2 separate regions of the Homo sapiens genome follow, and region 2 is linked to region 1. A link is a loop called in an ENCODE intact Hi-C map of the cell type or tissue named here. Cell type or tissue: psoas muscle. All regions are shown on one strand. Links, peaks and the distances in the headings refer to the core of each region. The heading gives the core; the rest is flanking DNA.

Region 1 (9,204 bases), core at 502-8,501:
GCATCAAGCAGTCTGTTAGAAAGCCCAATATGCCATCGTTTTTTCCATGTCATTTTTGTCTTCCTTTTTGGATGTGCTTTCTGCCCCAACCTAACCCTGATATTCTTGCAATTGAAGTCCTGCAATGACTCCTTCGGAAAGCTCTGGAACCCATGCCTTCCTTCTTATCCCAGCTTCTGTAACTGACCTGATTGGAACTGTCACCACCCCTCCCCTCTGGGTTGCAGTGGCCTTTCTGCAGTCTCCTTCATGTCCGCCGGACTCATTCTTTCTCAAGCATGTCTGTAGTTATGTCATTCCTCTGCTTCTATCCCCAGGAGTTTCCCATCCCTACAAAAAAAAGTTCCTATTACCATATTCTTGACCCAGTTTTCTTTCCTACCAAACTGTGTCCCTGTGTCAGTAAACAGAACAATAAGTATGTGTGCATCCCTGGCTTTTCTCACTTGGTTCCTCTGTCTTGATTGACCTTTCTTTCTAATGCTAGATCAACTAAAGTCTTACTCATCTTTTCAAGGCTCTGCTGAAATATGGCTTTATCTGCTGCTTTTCCCTCCCTAAGCTATATCCATCCAACCTTTATTAAGCAGAACACAACATGGCAGAGGATCTGTAGTTCTTTTTTTATATATCACTATTAAAGCCTTTGTTACAAAGAAGAGTTTAGCTGTTTTAGTCCCTCTTTAACTCTAACATTTATGCCAAGTTTAAATGGGTAGTAAGTTCCTTGAACGAAGAGATCATATCCTATTAATGACCATCTGCTGAGCACCTTGCATATAGGATAGGCTTCCATAAAAGTCTAGATTTAAAACAATTTGTTTAAAGGTTTGCTTCTGTTCTTTTTGTTTGTTTGTTTTGTTTTGTTTTTTCTTGAGATAGGGTCTCACTCTCTCTCCCAGCTGGGAGTGTAGTGGCACAGTCTTGGCTCACTCCAGCCTCAATCTTCCAGGCCCAAGCAATTCTCTCGCCTCAGCCTCCTGAGTAGCTGAGACTACAGGTGCATGCCACCATGCCTGGCTAATTTTTGTATTTTCTGCAGAGCTGGGGTTTGGCCATGTTGCCCAGGCTGATTCAAACTCCTGGACTCCAGTGATCCACCCTCCTTGGCCTCCCAAAGTGCTGGGATCACAGGCATGAGCCACCACACCCAGCCTTGAAACTTTATTCTTGTGATAAAATAAGATGGGACAGTGGTTCTCAAACTTTAGCATGCATCAGGATCATCTGGAGAGTTTTTTTTTAAACACAGGCTGCTAGACTCTACCCCCAAAGTTTCTTAGTACATGGGGCAGGGGTCTAAGAATCCGCATTTCTAGGTTCCCTTATGGTGCTGAGGCTGTTAGTTCAGGGATTACACTTCCAAAACTTGTGGCTTATTACTACTACCTTCCATTCCTACATAGCTGTATATAAAGTGCTCTTAGGTTTATATAAATACAATATTTTACATAATGCTATATTACATAATAGGCATATTTGTTATACATAATGACAAATAAATAATAGAAATAATAGCAATAATTGCTCAAATGTATTGAGCTAACTGTGTTCCCAGGTACTATGCATAGCACTTTGCCTGCATTGTCTTATATAGGCCTCTTACCAACCCTTCAGATGTGGATACTGTCATTGTTCTCATTTTACACATGTGGAAACTCAGTTTCACGAGTTTCAGTAACCTGCCTAAGGTGAGAAGTAAAACCAAGTTGAAAAAAATGGCAGCTGAAGAGTTTTAGCATGCTTTGACTTATTTACTATTTAGCAATCCTTAGGTATTCAAGAGAATCATGTTCACACCATATAATGTAGCGGAGTGTCTTGTTGGTCTACCATTACTCAGTCTTATTAACCAAATATTTCTAAACTTATTGAGAGTACTTGTGTCTTTCCTCAGGAATCTAAGGCCGCTGCTCCAGCTCCTGTGTCGGAGGCTGTGTGTCGGACCTCCATGTGTAGTATACAGTCAGCACCCCCTGAGCCGGCTACCTTGGTGAGTGACTCCCTGGGCATTTGAGCAGTGGCTTGAGAAAGTTTTCTGCCTCCTCCTGTCACTCTCTGCTGTGTATTACCATCATTTTATCTTATCCTGACAAATTAAAAATAAAATCTGATATCATTATAGTATCTGTTGTTTCTTTGGGCTTCAGGGGTGTCGTAGAAATTCAGACTAAGATTTAAATTTTTAATTAAATTACTCCCAACTGTATTTTTCTCTACTCTTCTGAAATTCTAGTTCCTCAGCTATTGTGGATAATCCTGCCTTTTCACTTCTCTGCATCTTTTAAGCCTATATGGATTTCCACCGAAAGCCCAAAGTTACTTTTTTACTGACTTTCCTGGTAGAATAACATGCAGTAAAATCATTATGATTCCTCCCCACTCTTCCCACTGCAGGAGGTGAAACTGACTCAATTTCTTTCTCTTTCCTTCTTCTTTTCGTGCTTCTCTCTCACTTTCTAATTTTCACATGAAGTATGATATTTAAGAAGGTGAATCTTTGTTTCCTTTTGATTTTAGTGTTTTTTTTCCATTAGTTAATGATTGAATTTGACTCAGGGAATAACATCTGATGGAATTATATTTCAATTGTATTTCATTACTACAGAATTAGCACATCTTCCCTCTGAACACCTACCTTTCATCATCTGCTGTGCCATTGCTCTAGATGTTTTGCAATGTCTTCTCATTAAATTTTCACAAGGACACTATGAAGTCTGTCCTGATCATCTTCCTGTAATAGATAAGGGAAATGAGGCTTTGAGTTGACCTTGATCCACTTGATATTTCAGAGCCTCAGTTGAGATGAAAGATATGGCCCCTGCTCTCAGCTGTCTTCAAGACTAGTGTGGATATGAGCCCTCCCCAGTTTTTTGGGGTTTCAGGGTACTCTTCAGGTACTTTTTACAGCATGTGTGCTAGGCCACAGTGGTAAAGAACCGGAGAGGAGGAGGGACTCTAGGAGGACTCTGGTGAAGAAAGCAGGCAAAGAGGCTGTGATTGGAGTCAAAACAACAATAGCCAGCATTCCCCAGTAGAACTCTTGTAACCAAAACCTGCACCTGCACCACCTGCCTCATCTGCCAAGTGTGACTGCCCGGGCTTTAGAGGGCTCAATTCCTTTTCAACTTTACCCTGACTGTAGAGCTGAGCATTGGATTGTTAGAAAGCAGACAAACCAGAACAAAACAAAAAGCTCTTGTTTTCCCTTTCCCCGTCCTCCTTTCCAGGGCCTTAACCCCACCAACTCTGGCCATGGTTGCCCAGGTTACTGTCACTGAGGCAGTTGGCATTTCTGGGATTGTGACACCCTCGAACGCCAGAAAGAATAGCTGTAGAGTGTAATAAAGGTCAGAGGACTCAAGAAAGGCATGAAGATTAGAGAGTAAAGGAAGACAGACCAGAGGAAGGAGATGAATGCGTTCCCTAGGTGGTTCTTGTGTGTATAAAAGAAAATTTATTAAGGAAACCCAGAGACCTGAGTTGTAGTTGTGAATTTGATAATATCAAATACTACAGAAATAGAAGTTTTAGTCCTTACTCCTGTTTCCAGATTCCTTTGTTCTTAAGTCTGCTTCTTCTCCTAGGTTTTCTTTAACTGTTTCAGTAATTTCTTAAGCAAGAGGTTGGCAAAGGGCACAGGTTTGGGGAAGCAGTGGTTTCCAAAGATTCTGTAGCATAGAGTATGAGAAAACAGAATTGTAGTGTGAGCAGGTGTCTTAAATCATGTAGCAACTCACATTGCTTGCATAAGACTTGGGTACCAGTGCAACTCTTGATATCCTTGATTAGAGTGTTGCAACTCTTAATACTTAATACTTAATTTAGGTATAATCCCAAACAGGTTAGAAACCTCAGGGATAACCTCAGGGATTTTTTTTTTTTTTTTTTTTTTTTTTTTTTTTGGTAGCTCTTGGGAATAAAACCCATGCAGTATTCAGCCACTAGGTGGTGCTAAATCACTTTTCTTTGGTGATCTTTCCTTTTGCAGTGCAGTTTATCAGAAAAACAGCTTTTCTTACTTGAAATCATGGCTAAAATATAAAACAGAAATACAGTTTTACTCTAAAATTTTAATAGGTGCTCATTGTGAGGTCAGAGATTTTAATAATAAGATTAAACTCTGAGATTGTTTGACCCAAGGCCTTTTACATTTTTGTTTGACCAAGACCAACAGTGGGAAATTCATTGATATTGCAACCCCATCCCCATACACTGGAAGCAACAGTTTAAAGAATAGTATTTATCCCTTCTATGTATGATGCATTTTATACACACACACACACACACACACACACACACTCTTACATTTTTTTTTTTTTGAGGCAGAGTCTCGTTCTGTCATCCAGGTTGGACTGCAATGGCATGATCTCGGCTCACTGCAACCTCAACCTCCTGAGGTCAAGCAATCCTCCCACCTCAGCCTCTTGAGGAGATGGGACTACAGGCATGCACCATCATGCCTGGCTAATTTTTAAAAACTTTTTGTAAAGATGGGATCTCACTGTGTTGCCCCGGCTGGTCTCAAACTCCTGAGCTCAAACAATCTTCCTGCCTTGGCCTCCCAAAATGCTGTGATGGATTACAGGTGTGAGCCACTGTGCCTGGTCCTGTTCTCTTCATTAAAAAAGAAAAGTCCTGGCCATGAACCATTAAGTTGATTCTTATGACCTACTAATGTACAGACGATTCCCTTTATTTTCCCTTGACACCATTCGTCCTCTGTGTTCACCAGTGTGATTTTAAATACCAGCATGGCCAGAGTTCATTACATTTGGGGGAGTACATTTCATTTTGAACAATCGGACCACAGGTAGACAGTTCTCACTGTGCCATTCAGGTTAGTTGGTCACAGGCAGAGTCATCAGAACCAGCCCTGAAACTCCTTTGGTCAGTAGAAGCCCTGTGGAGAAAACAGGCTTCCGAGCCTCCTCTTCTGAGACAAGCCAGGCTGTCCCACAGGAAATGGAGAGGAATGGCCTCTTGTGGGCTCTCTGAAAATCTTTCCTGTGCCGTCTATGGAATGATCTCCATAAAGACCACGTCTTTCTTTTTTCCTGGTATGCAACTTATCTGTGATACACCTCAGTCCATTGTCTTTCTTATTTCTAAACCAACTCTGGGTCAGGTCTCGTAAGTTTCACATTATCAACATATAATTTGCACACAATGTTTAATATAAGAAATTTGCTCGAATGTTAAACGTTTTGTTTTTTAAACATAGATTCTAATTCAGTTGATAACTCGAGTTATTAAAAGATAGCGTGTGCCTTTTATCTGAAATAATGATATGCCTTTCTGAATTGATAGCATATGTTTTAAAGGGAGTGATTAACCACCTACTTAATATATCCACTAATGCACTTTCAGAAGGGCACAGTGCCAGATGATGCTGTAGAAGCCTTGGCTGATAGCCTGGGGAAAAAGGAAGCAGATCCAGAAGATGGAAAACCTGTGATGGATAAAGTCAAGGTAATGGCAACTGAGATGCTTCTGGAAAATAAATATCATTGATCACCTTCTCCCCCTGCAAATAAGTTAGTCATTTGTTTTGTTTTTTATATTTCCTGTAAAACATGACCAGCTGGCTTTTTCTATTATTGTGCATATCCTGTTTAATAAGCTAAACCTGAATAAGCTGCAGTGTTGAACCCCCACAGTGGATGGTCGACATGCACAGACCGGAGGCCTCTGAGTCTCATCTTTGCCCACCTGCATTGACATTGCTGGGACTTGGGAAGGAAGGGGCAGCTGCCTGCTGCTCCTCACAGCTGTCTTGCATCCCAGCAGGCTTTCTGCTGGTGCCTGAGTCTGCCAGATGAAGTTGCTGTAGGAGCACTAAGCATACGGTCATATGTACTTCCTAACCTAATGATAGATTTGTTTACCTCAAATCTAGTCACTCAGGCATGAATTTTATGGAGAGAAAAAAACATGCTAACAATGAAAATGGTATAATTTTTCTCAGGAGAAGGCCAAAGAAGAAGACCGTGAAAAGCTTGGTGAAAAAGAAGAAACAATTCCTCCTGATTATAGATTAGAAGAGGTCAAGGTAAACAGGCTGGAGTCTTTTTCTATTTTATTTTAATTCATACTGAATTCATACACAGAACAAAGGTACTTGGGAACAGAACTGGAATATAAAGATCTTGTTTCTTCATATTTCAAACACCAAATAGTATTAGTCTACTACTAATAGTGTTAGAACACCAGATACAAAGCTAAAATATTCCTAAGTAGACTTGATCCTCAAGTGAAAGAAATCTAATGTCTAAGCTACCTAATGTTTTCCTTTCTAACCCACAGCTTGTTACAATACCAGAAATATTAAAAAACCTTGTGTAGATAGGAGAACTAAAATGAGGAATAGGCCGGGCATGGTGGCTCATGCCTATAATCCCAGAAGTTTAGAAGGCCAAGGCAGGAGCATCTCTTGAGCCCAGGAGTTCAAGACTAGCCTGGGCAACATAATGAGACCCTGTCTCTACAAAAAAATCAAAAAAATTAGGCATGGTGGCATGTGCCTGTAGTCCCAGGTACTTGCGAGGCTGAAGTGGGAGGATCACTTGAGCCCAGGAGGTAGAGGCTGCAGTGAGCCATGATCGTACCACTGCACTCCAGCCAGGGTGACAGAGCGAGACCCTAACTCAAAAAGAAGTAAAAAATGAAAAAAAATAAAATAAGGAACAATTACTTTATATAAGAAAAATTTGCAACTTTCAGATATAAGTTGGAAAAATAAGAGAACCTATTTAACATTGAGTATAGTGTTAAGTTGCCCCATTTCTTCTATTTTGAAAGTACAGATTGTACACAACAAGGGGGAAGACCCCATTATGAGTCCTGTGGTTTAAGTGCAGTCACTTAAATGAGGCGGATTCGTGGACAGTTGAACAATGTCAGTCATCTTTGTAGCAGGCCAGGATTTGAAAGAGTATTCAACTAAACTTCATTAACAATTCTAGAAAATCAAATTCATGCTTCTCACTCATCCATGTGCACTAGCCCATTTATTTAGCAGACACGGGAACTAGACTGAACTATCCGTGATTGAAAGTTTATTATTCTGGAAACCTTTATATTTGCTTCCTGAGTTTTACAATTCAGTTGCAGCCATAGCGTTTCTATTAATTTGGGCTCATTTGTACATTGCTTTGCAAAGTTCCTAGAGAGCATGCTAAGGGCCACATGTTCTGTCTCCACTGAGTGCCCATTCAGTAGAGGCTGGTCAAGTGCAGGTAAACTCTCTTCATGATAGGTGATTGGTTGGTGATTTGCTCTCTCCCTTTACTGAATTTAGTAGTAGTGTTTAAGGAAGCAGTTGATTCACAGTCCCTGATCACTTTATTCTGTAGTCATTTCATCCTCCTCTGACTTACCTCACACGTTATTAGTTACCTATTAATAACATTTTCAGGCACTAGCTTCATCTCATTTAAATCCTATGTTGGTATTCACCAGCTATGTTCCCATCAGGTCTCCTCAGTGAGATTTGGCTCCCCGAGGGCAGGCCACAACCTCCCCTTCCAGACGCAGAATGACGCAGTGATGGAAAATCGATTTCAGTTTGAGTAGGGAGCAAAAGTGCTCCCAGAGTCCCAGGCATCACTTAGGAAATTTTCTGCCTTTACAGCTAAGAGATGGTGGAGAACAAGCCCAGGTTCAGCTTTCCCCTGTACCTGAAGAATGGTCAGAAGGCAAAAGTCAGTCATGAGGGAAACAGGTGATCCAAGTTGAATATCCCTCATCTGACATGCCTGGGGACCAGAACTGTTTCAGATTTCAGACTTTTCTGGATTTTGGAATATTTGCCTCGTATCTGTTGAGCAGCCCTAGTCTGAAAATCCAAAATGCCCCCGTGAGCATTTCCTTTGAGTTGTCAGGTCAGCACTCAAAAAGTTTCAAATTTTGGAGCATTTAAATTGTTTTCAGATTTTCAGATTAGGGATACTCAACTTGTACCTCTAAACCATTGCACTTCACATTTTCAATGAAACAAAAACCAACCTTAACCAGTTTCTCAGGTGAAATATTCATATATATGTATATCTTTGTATTTACTTATTTTTGTGTAGGTGGATAAATGGGATTTACTATTAGTATATAGATCTCCTTTTACTAAAGAGCCCCGCATGCTTTCTTCATTTTGTCGTGTTACTCAAATGTGGCACTTGGAGTCATAAACAGCTTGACCTAATCTGAACCATAAGTTGCAGAGCGTTTCACTGACAGGTTAAACTCCCTGAGGGCAAGGCCTTTGTGCGATTTTCTGTTGTATTGCCAATGCTTACTTAGGTCAGGGCTTGGCATGTAGTCCTTGCATATGAGTTAGATGTGTGGCTTACAAGGTTAACCAGCATTTTCCAGACAACCTCTACAAAGCCCACCCCCATGTAGGTAAAGGGCTTATCCCACACTGTCCTGCAAACCCCAGTCACAGCACCACATACCACACTATGCTGACTTTCACGTTTTCCTGCTGTGATAGTCTCTAGGCTTCTGAGGTCACAAGCCATACCTCATCCAGTGTGCAGCCCCCGTGACTCAGGAATGCCTGGTGCTTGTGAGCTGTTTGTTGCCATGAACTAATTAGAGCATATTCTCTGGTGAGAGAATCCTTCGTGACATGATGGATCTAATTTAAAATGTACAACAGCAAGTATAACCTGTAGACCCTTTGTAATGTTTACAAGGTTTCATACTTTGGATAAAATGTAAAATGATTTCATGCCATGTGTTTTCCCCCCCGGATAGGATAAAGATGGAAAGCCACTCCTGCCAAAAGAGTCTAAGGAACAGCTTCCAGTAAGCAAACCAGTTTTCTCTGAGGATATCTTTTCCTTTTGGCCCTGATTGCAATGGTGTTTGTTGATACATTTCCTGGTTCTTGCAGCCCATGAGTGAAGACTTCCTTCTGGATGCTTTGTCTGAGGACTTCTCTGGTCCACAAAATGCTTCATCTCTTGTAAGTCCAAAACTCTTGGTTTTATTTCTTTAGTTTTTTTTTTTTTTTTCCTTTGAGATGGAGTCTTGCTCTGTCATCCAGGCGGGAGTACAGTGGTGCCATCTTCAGTCACCGCAACCTCCACCTTCCAGATTCAAGCGATTCTCCTGCCCCAGCCTCCTGAGTAGCTGGGACTACAGGGGTGCACCACCACACCCAGCTAATTTTTGTATTTTTAGTAGAGACGGGCTTTCACCATG
Region 2 (9,204 bases), core at 538-8,537, 240 kb after region 1:
CTTAGTCTGCAATTTGACTAATTCTAACTTCCAAGAAATACCCTATTTAAATAATAAAAACTGAGTAACGGGAGCTCAGGAAAGCAAGAACATTTCAGTGCTGTTCAACATGGAGCTAGTCCTAGAGAGTAGAGTATTGGCCGTGAACTTTGTCCTTCTTGCTCTGGGAAGCTGATTGATTGTAAAGGAATTAGGCATCTCTTTCTTCACTAAGGGACAGTGGAACAGTGACTCTAAAAGGGTTTGAACAGGTCTTCCTCAGCTGACATGTGGGTAGAGAGCATACAGAGCTAGAATAAGGAAGATTCCATTTATTGTGAGTATAAAAAGAATTCATTGCTTTCACAGTGATAAACCATTGAATAAAATACTTTGAGTAGAAAATGCCTAAGATGAGGGAAAGTTGATCACTTATTTCCTGTTATGTCCAGATTTGGTGGCTATTCCTGACTTTGAAGCAGGAGCAATGGAAAATTGGGGTTTGCTCACCTTCCGAGAGGAGACACTTCTGTATGACAGTAACACTTCTTCAATGGCGGATAGAAAGCTGGTGACTAAAATCATTGCTCATGAGCTGGCCCACCAGGTATTAGCAACCAAGGCTGTTCTGTGTCACACCTGTGGTCTACTTCATGTCCTGGAGTTATTGTTAGCATTTAGATGCTAATAATTCTTTTTTTTTTTAAGCATTGCCTTCTTTTATAATAGAAAGATGCTTTTTAAACACAAACTTCATTTTCAAATGAAAATGCTATCAGATGTTTGACTTTACAGGTTAAAGCATTTTCACATCTGTCTTACTTCGCAACTTCTCTAAGGTGGGTATTAATCACATTTTACATATGTGAAAACTGAGACTCAGTTTAAATAAATGGCTTGCCATAAGTCATACAGCTAATAAGTGGCAGCACTGGGCCATGAAGAGCCACTATCTCTTCAAGATCTCTTTTTCCCCCTCAGTAATACACAGCTGCATCACCTATGACAAATGCCCATTGCCCAGTATAACTTTGTGGGGAAGAATCTCTTTCCCTAAGTTGCACCCTTCTGACAACTCAAACTGTAGCTGTCAGGGCTGGATTTTTTTTTTTTTTTCATCTCCTGCCGGAATGGGGTTCTCTGTTAATTTTGGAGAGGGGGTTTCTGAGAAAATGGCAAAGGGTACTGTTTGTATGACATGGAGAGAAAGAAAGAAAATTATATGGGTACATAACACCCCCATTCTTCCCTAACACCTTGTCTCTATTTTGCCCTAGATGAGGTGCTTAACTAGCATTGGGTATGGTTTGGGTGATGTCATGACAGTGGCAGGATATGAATAGGATGTATTCTGGTCAGCTTATTTTCTACATCAAACACCTTATATGAATCTAGCCTTTGTGAAGACTTCATGACAAGCTGGCATATGAGCACATTCTCATTTGCTTTAAAAATAGGGCATGGGCCAGATGCAGTGGCTCACGCCTGTAATCTCAGCACTTTGAGAGGCGGAGGCAGGCGTATCACAAGGTCAGGAGATCAAGACCATCCTGGCCAACATGGTGAAACCCCGTCTCTACTAAAAATACAAAAATTAGCTGGGCGTGGTGGTGCATGCCTGTAATCCTAGTTACTTGGGAGGCCGAGGCAAAAGAATCACTTGAACCCAGGAGGCAGATGTTGCAGTGAGCCGAGTTTGCACCAGTGCACTCCCGCCTGACAACAGAGTGAAACTCCATCTCAAAAAAAAATAGGTCATATAGATAAGATGTCTTTTGGGGGATCTCCTCTAGGTCTGTTATTTCTGAAGCCACCCATCACCATTTGGGAGTATTTCTCTGTTATTTCCTCTTTAGGACTTAGAAATCATCTTCCTCTGAAACAGGTTTTAAAATAATATCTTAGAAAAATGTTATTGTAATTCTCAAAGGTGTTTTGTTTTATGCAGTAACCTCGTCCTTTCGCTGCTGATTTGAGATAAGCCCAAGACCACACTGACCAAATTACATATTTTACAACTACTTTTCATTTCAAGGATTTTTTTAGATACATTTTTTAAGGAGAATCTCCTATTATTTTTTTCCTTTTTCTTTTCTTTTTACTACCTCATAGAAGAAAATATTTAAAGCTCTTTCTGACTTCATTTGTTTATATATGCCATCTTTTTTTTTTTGTTTTTAAAGAAACAAGATCTCACTCTGTCACCCAGGCTGGAATGCAGTGGCATGATCATAGCTCACTGCAATTTTGAACTCTTAGGCTCAACTGATCCTCCCGCCTCATCCTCCCGAGTAGCTAGGCCAACAGGCATACATCACCATGCCTGGCTTAATTTTTTTGTAGAGACAGAGTCTCTCTATGTTGCCCATGCTGGCTTGAACTCCTGGCCTTAAGCAATCCTCCTGCCTTGCCCTCCTAAAGCACTGGGATTACAGGTGTAAGCCACGATGCCCAGCCTGTATATGTCAACTTAGTCTTAAGGAATGTTGTTTGAATTCTGTTTTGAATCATGCATATACTGTCTTCAATTTGGGCAACTGAGGAGAAACAAAGTATAGGCTTTCTGATTACAGGAAAATCTCTCACATAGAGACTTTTTAGTTGTCATGGGTGGTTGTAGATACAATGGAAAATAATCTTACTAACTTGATATTAGAAGGTAGAAAAATGTCATTATCTTGGAAATCTCACTTTATGAGGTGGCCGAAAAAAGTTTTTATTTCCCTATATTCATGCTATATTGCATGTTTGTTACATTGATAAATATGCTAATAACCTTTCTTGCTTGTTTCCCATTCAGTTAAGGTAAAAGATTAAAAATTATATTTTATTTTTAAAGTAAATTTATACAACTTTTGTAAGTTCTAAATTAATTTGAATATAGTTTGTTTTAACTATAGTATCAGTATATCTTTAAGATATTGTAATCAGGTTATAGATAATTAATATGACACTTCAGCCAATTATTTAAAAAATTCCTGAGGCTGTAAATATCCTGTGGGTTAATTGTTTTCTCTCCCCCCAGTGGTTTGGCAATCTGGTAACAATGAAGTGGTGGAATGACCTATGGCTAAATGAAGGTTTTGCCACTTTCATGGAGTATTTCTCTTTGGAAAAAATATTCAAAGAGCTTTCTAGTGTAAGTACAGGGTTTCTTTGGCCTACTATGAATGCTAGGAGGAAAAATAGTCAAATCACATTTTCATGTATTTTCTGTGCATCTGGAGTAATGAAAATGTTTCTAGGAAGGTATGCCAAACTTGACTTTGGTTATTGATATCTATACCTTTTGAGATTTGACAATGAAAGGGATGCTATTATTTACTGATGTGTTTCATTCAAAACTGAAATTATATAAGATTATTTTATATTTTTGTCATTAAGATGAACATTTTAAATTGTTTTGCAACATTTTCTTTTAAACAGCTATAGTTCTTCTGCTTGCAGGAATTTAAAGTTGCAAAGTCTAATTAAAATTTTTTTATCCTGTGTAAAATTTAAACTTTTTTATCCTGTGTAAAAATTAGATAAAAAATTAAAACATTTTATAGCAATACTGTTTCTCTATTATCACTGTGTACATTCTTGTGATAGTGATATATAGCTTGGTACAAATAAATAATTTGCCCTTTTTAAGGTACAAACCACATTTTATGCCTTTTTCCAAAGACAAGGAATACCGTTTCAGTACAGAGAAGTATAATAGTGGTGTCACTATGGTATTAGACTCTTGGGAAATATTTCCAGTACTTAGGGATATTCAAACACACTAGGCCATGATATGACAGATATTGTCAAGATAATTCAAACAATAGGTGGGAAAGTGTAAAGATACCTTCCAACCCCCAAATTTTTTGACTTTCTATTAAACTTCCTGATGTTATAATCCAAGATGGCTTTTAAAACAGAAGTACTCTTAAGAGCTTTTGATTTGAAATTTTAGATAGGGCTTGTTGAAAAATTTCAAGTGGTAGGGGAAATTAATTGATGTTAATTAATATCAAGTGGTAGCTAGAATACTAAGAAAGATATTCTAAATCCATGTATACTACTTAATTAAGTAATGAGATACACAGTTTGACCACTTGGTGGTGCCCAGAATGTGTAAAAAGGTCTAATACATGTTCTAGGGGAGCTCATCTGCTGAGCTCTTAAAGAATTATTTCTGTTTAAGAGTTACATTTTATTTAAAACCGACCTCAGGTAAGGGAAATGTATATTTTCTTAGTAGAAATTCTAGACTATATATAAGAAATCAGCGTAAGGACCAGTTTTTGTTCTTTCTCTTTTTAAATTTCAAGTTTCATTTAAAAAAATATATGCTAACCTTTTTAGAATATTCATCTTGGATACTCAGAGTTGGCATTTGTTTACTTTGGTAATAGATTCTTAATTTTCCCATATGCTGTTGTTTAGGAAATGCTAATTTTAATGTGGCCAGGTTATAATTGTATCTTTAAATTTAAGGAATATTCATGAAGTTTACAATCTTCCTACATTTTTGAAAGCTTATATCCTGAAGTTTAGTGACACTGGTCATTTTTTCCTAATGATATTTCACACTAATTAGTCTAATTCACATAAATAATTTACTATACTTTTGCATTTGATACTACTTGTGATATTCTAATCTTTTCATTTTTTGACAGTATGAAGATTTCTTAGATGCTCGATTTAAAACCATGAAGAAAGATTCCTTAAATTCATCTCATCCAATATCATCATCTGTTCAGTCTTCAGAACAAATTGAAGAAATGTTTGATTCTCTTTCCTATTTTAAGGTATTGCTGTGAACAAAAAGGTAGCTGGAGTGGGTTTAAAATTTCGTATAATTTCGTATGTGAGCAAGCTGTGTGATTTAGATTATTTTAAAGATTAAATGTTTTTCAGGTATTAATGGTAAACTATAAAATGTTTGCTTCTGTATAAATCTTGGTCATAACTTTTTTGTGGGTTTTTTTCTTTCTCTGACTCTAACTTAAGTTGTATGACTAGTATTCCAGACAATTAACCAGATCTTATAGCGATGCATCTTTTAAAGTCAGTTTACTCTCCAGATCTACAGGTAGAATATGTTCAGAGAAGGTCCTAAGTAAGCTCTTGGCTGTGTTACTCAGAATTGAGGTATGCTGTCAGGTCAGGACTGCCAAAACAAGTAAGCAAAAAGAGATTTTAAGAATTGAAGATTCGATTTTAGAATCTGAAACACACGCCCTGGGTTTCAAGGTAAAGAAAAAGCAGAATGTTAAACCCCATTCGGATCACCATAGGTCGGAGAATAGAAGAATAGTGATAACGGTGTCATTCACATTTATGTTGTGGGGAGGGATGAATGTTATGGCTGTCAGACAAGATAGAGAAGAAAATACACAAAATGTGTGAGATACAGTCTATGTCATCAAGTAGCTGAAAGTTCAGATGGTTGGTACTTGTGGAGCAATAAGAGAGGTAATATGTGCTGAGTGGGACAGAATTTTTGCCTAGGATAAGGAAGAGAAACTTTTGGGAGGTAAATGGGAATTGAGTTGGCTTAAATAATTAAAATATAGGTAAAGAGGAATGTGAAGTATAGGGTAGGGCAGGAATGGAACAATGAGGTCTGCAAAGAAAATGAAGTACTAATGGGCAAGTGATGTTTTTTCAGAGAGTCAGTGTTTGACCACAGTGGAAGCCACACGTGAAGAGGGAAAAGAAGAGAAAGTTGAGTGGGGCCCAGTTGTAGAAGGCTCTGGATACCATAAGGAATTATTTTTTTCCTATGCAACAGGAAGCTTGAAAAGACTTTTGAACAGAGGAATGACTTGATTAAAGTTACTATTTAGGAAAAGTATTTTGGTTTCAGTTTATAAAGTAGATTTAAGTGGGGAGAAACGTAAAGTCAGGAAATTGCTGCTAAAGTCCAGGCATGAAATGGTAAAAGTTTGAAATGAGGAGTGCTAGTAAGGGTGGAAAGAAAACAATGGGTATAAAAAATACTGGGCAGGGAAAGTACTTAAAGTATTAGTGACAGGGTAAGGCCAGTAAAGAAAGAGGCAGAAATGTTTTTCAGGTTCAAACCTGACTGACAAGAAGAATTATTGTACAGGTACTATTAACAAACAAGAAAATCAGGAGTTCAGTTAGCTATATTAAATCTATTCCAATTAGAGCTACTGGTGTGATTTTTGAAGACCATAGTGGACCTGTCAATAAAGAAAATTTAAAACTTGAGGTTCTGTTATTATACCAAACTTAGAGCAGTTATTTCAGGATTTGAAAACCTGCTTAAAATGCTCTAAGTTCATTATATAATAACAGAACAGAGTCATAACAGAGTTCTGTCTGCCACTGACCCAAACCCTCTAAACCCAGAATTCAGTGTCTTCTGAATATGTAGTTTCCATATCATTGTCAACCCCTGTCAACATGGTAACTACTTGTTTCAGAATTGGGAATTTGGCAAAAATATTCTGTGTAATTAAGAGAAGTGGGATACTAGATAACTTATCAGTATTGTGTGCAAGAAGGTAAGCACCAGCAGGGAAATACGTTTAGCAGACATATTCTGTTTGGTCTTTATAATCATCAAGCCTAATTCTGATGCAGGTTGCCTTGCAAGAATTCATTCATTTAGCAAATCTTACAAATACTAACCATATACCAGCCATTGTTCTAGGTGCTGGGGTTATATCAGGGGACAAGGTGGACTTTGTCTCTTTTGTGAAGTTTCCATTTCAGGGGTCAAAGGTAGAGACTGACTGTATACAAATGAATGAATAAGTAGGTATTGTGTTAAGTAATAAGTGCTAATATGAAAATAAAGCATGATAAGGGAAATGAGAATGACAAAGGAAATGGTGTTTATAATATAATGTGGTTGAGAAGCCCTCCTGTATGGTGACATTTGAACACCATCTAAGGCATGAGGAATGTGGTTTTCTTGGGGAAGAATATTCCAGGTAGAAGAAATAACCAATGTATAGTGCTTGTGTGCAGAAAAGAATTAATATAGGAGGCCTGAGACTGCTATTCTTTGAAAGACCTGCTTGCAAGGTTGGCCCTTGGGTGGCATGTGGGAACTTGGGTTTTGGGAAATTTCCCACTATTGCATAAGAGTGGCTCACTGTGCCTAAACAATGTAGTTTATGCTGAAAATGTGATTTCCTTCTGGGTGTCTGGAGTTTTGGTATGTGCTAGGCAGAAGGTACCTTCGTGACTAGCCCACAGTAAACAGCCTGGGTGCTGAATCTCTGATGATCATCCGTGGTAGATGGCATTTCACACATGCTGTCACAACTTTCTGGAGGAATTAAGTGCATCCTGCATGATTCACTGGGAGAGGACTTGGAAGTTTGTGCCTGGTTTCCTCTGGACTTTGTCCCATGCATCTTTTTTCTTAGCTGATTTTACTTCATATCTTTTCACCGTAATAAATCATAGCAGTGAGTATGACTATATGCTGAGTTCTGTGAATCCTTCTAGTGCATCATCAAACCTGGAACTGGTCTTGGGGACCCCCACATGAGATATGAGATTGAGAGAGATACGAGATTGAGATAAAAGGTTGCTTTGCATGTTCAAGCACCAGCAAGGATCCAGTGTTATCTGAAGTAGAGTAAGCAGAGGAGAAAGTAGTAGATGAAGTTAGAGGGACTGTAAGAGGCCAGATTATTATAGGGTCTGCTAAGCCATAGTAAGGACCTTGATTTTATTCTAAGTGAAACGAAAAGCAATTTGATCAGGAAAGTACCGTGATATGGCTTATTTTGTAAAAGATCACTCTAGTCTTCAACAGTACATGGAGTAAAGAGGACTAGTTAGGAAGTTATTGTAATAGATGGGTGGCGAGATAATGGTAGCCTGGACAAGGGTGGAAGTTGTGAAGGTGATGGAGGTACAACTGGACTTGGAGTGTGTTTTAAAGATTGATCCAGTAGAATTTGTTCATGGATTAGATATGAAATACGAGAGAGGGGTCAGGGTAACTTTAAGATTTTTACCTGAACAACTGGAAAAATGGAGTTGCCATTTGCTGAAATGGAGAAGACTGCTTTAGAAGTAGGTTTAGGGAAAGAAGGGGGAAGAAACTTCCATTTCTAAGTGACTATGAGATATGGATTAGATATCCAAATGGAGATACCACACAGGCAGTTGGATATGGGTCTGAAATTCAAGGGGGAAGAAGTCTGATTAGATATATAAATCAGGGGATCATTTGGAAACCTTGGAGTTGGGAGATCAACTAGGAAGGAAATTTAGATAGAGAAAAGGGGTCCAAAGATCAGATGCAAGGACACACTTTCTTCATTGGAAGATGAGGAGGATTCAGTAGACGAGACCGAGAAGGATGGCCAGTGAATAGGGAGAGAATCAAGAGTAGTGTCTTGCAGCTCTCAAGGAGGAGCAGGTGATCAGTTATATCAAATGCTATCAATAGGTTGATAAGATGAGCCTGAGAATTCACATTTGTATGGCACCAGGAAGTTTACCAGTGACCTTGATAAAAATACTTCCGGCCGGGCATGGTAGCTCACGCCTGTAATCCCAGCACTTTGGGAGGCCAAGGTGGGTGGATCACCTGAGGTCAGCAGTTCAAGAACAGTCTGTCCAACATGGTGAAACCCCGTCTCTACTAAAAATACAAAAATTAGCTGGGCGTGGTGGTGGTGCCTGTAATCCCAGCTACTCAGGAGGCTGAAGCAGGAGAATCGCTTGAACCCAGGAGGCGGAGGTTGTAGTGAGTGGAGGTCGCACCACTGCACTCCAGCCTGGGTGACAAGAGTGAGACTTCATCTCAAAATAAATAAATAAATAAATAAATACTTACAGTAGAGTGATGATTAGAAGATGGCTCAAGAGAAAATGGAAAGAGAGCAAATGGAGATGGCAAATTGAGGACAACTCTTTTGAGGAGTTTTACTACAATGGGGGAACAAAAAAACAGCACGGTAACGAGTTGGTAACGAGGAGGGTGAAGTTAGGGAAAGGTAGAGAGTCTTTTATTTGTTTAAAATTAGGAATGTTACATCGTTTTTGTTTTGTTAATGGGCATGTTACAGTATGAAGGGAAAAGTTGGTGATGCAGAAGAGAAAGGACTGTTGGGGACAACAGTGAGTACTTAAATTTATAGAACAAGTAATAGCTATGAAGTGTGATACAGAAATGAGAGTAATAGGTAATAATTTAGTTATGTGTACAATAATCTTGACATTACTACATTTTTATCAAAAGTGAAATTCATTCAA

The links. A loop is a pair of places that touch in the nucleus more often than their neighbours do. Peaks named below come from ENCODE experiments on the same cell type or tissue, not always from the same donor. Only the 100,000 strongest peaks of a DNase experiment are listed, where the experiment ranks them.
Region 2: a loop joins it to region 1, with 2.3 times the contacts of the local background. A loop is called at or near these places in 16 of 110 quality-filtered maps.

What each region holds. Positions count from the first base shown.
Region 1 is chr5:96,748,690-96,757,893 of GRCh38, forward strand. CAST (calpastatin) reads left to right here. Exons shown (of 32, transcript NM_001750.7): 20 at 1,898-1,993; 21 at 5,371-5,472; 22 at 5,969-6,052; 23 at 8,755-8,805; 24 at 8,894-8,965. Among named protein-coding and RNA genes, the nearest start is that of ERAP1, 55 kb to the right of the region's middle. In psoas muscle, for the core only: a CTCF peak has its summit at 3,943 (motif pointing right); no DNase peak of the experiment used is centred there; H3K27ac peaks cover 916 bases.
Region 2 is chr5:96,993,386-97,002,589 of GRCh38, forward strand. It overlaps LNPEP (leucyl and cystinyl aminopeptidase), which reads left to right. Exons shown (of 18, transcript NM_005575.3): 6 at 432-586; 7 at 3,005-3,118; 8 at 4,629-4,760. Among named protein-coding and RNA genes, the nearest start is that of LNPEP, 62 kb to the left of the region's middle. In psoas muscle, for the core only: a CTCF peak has its summit at 4,074 (motif pointing right); no DNase peak of the experiment used is centred there.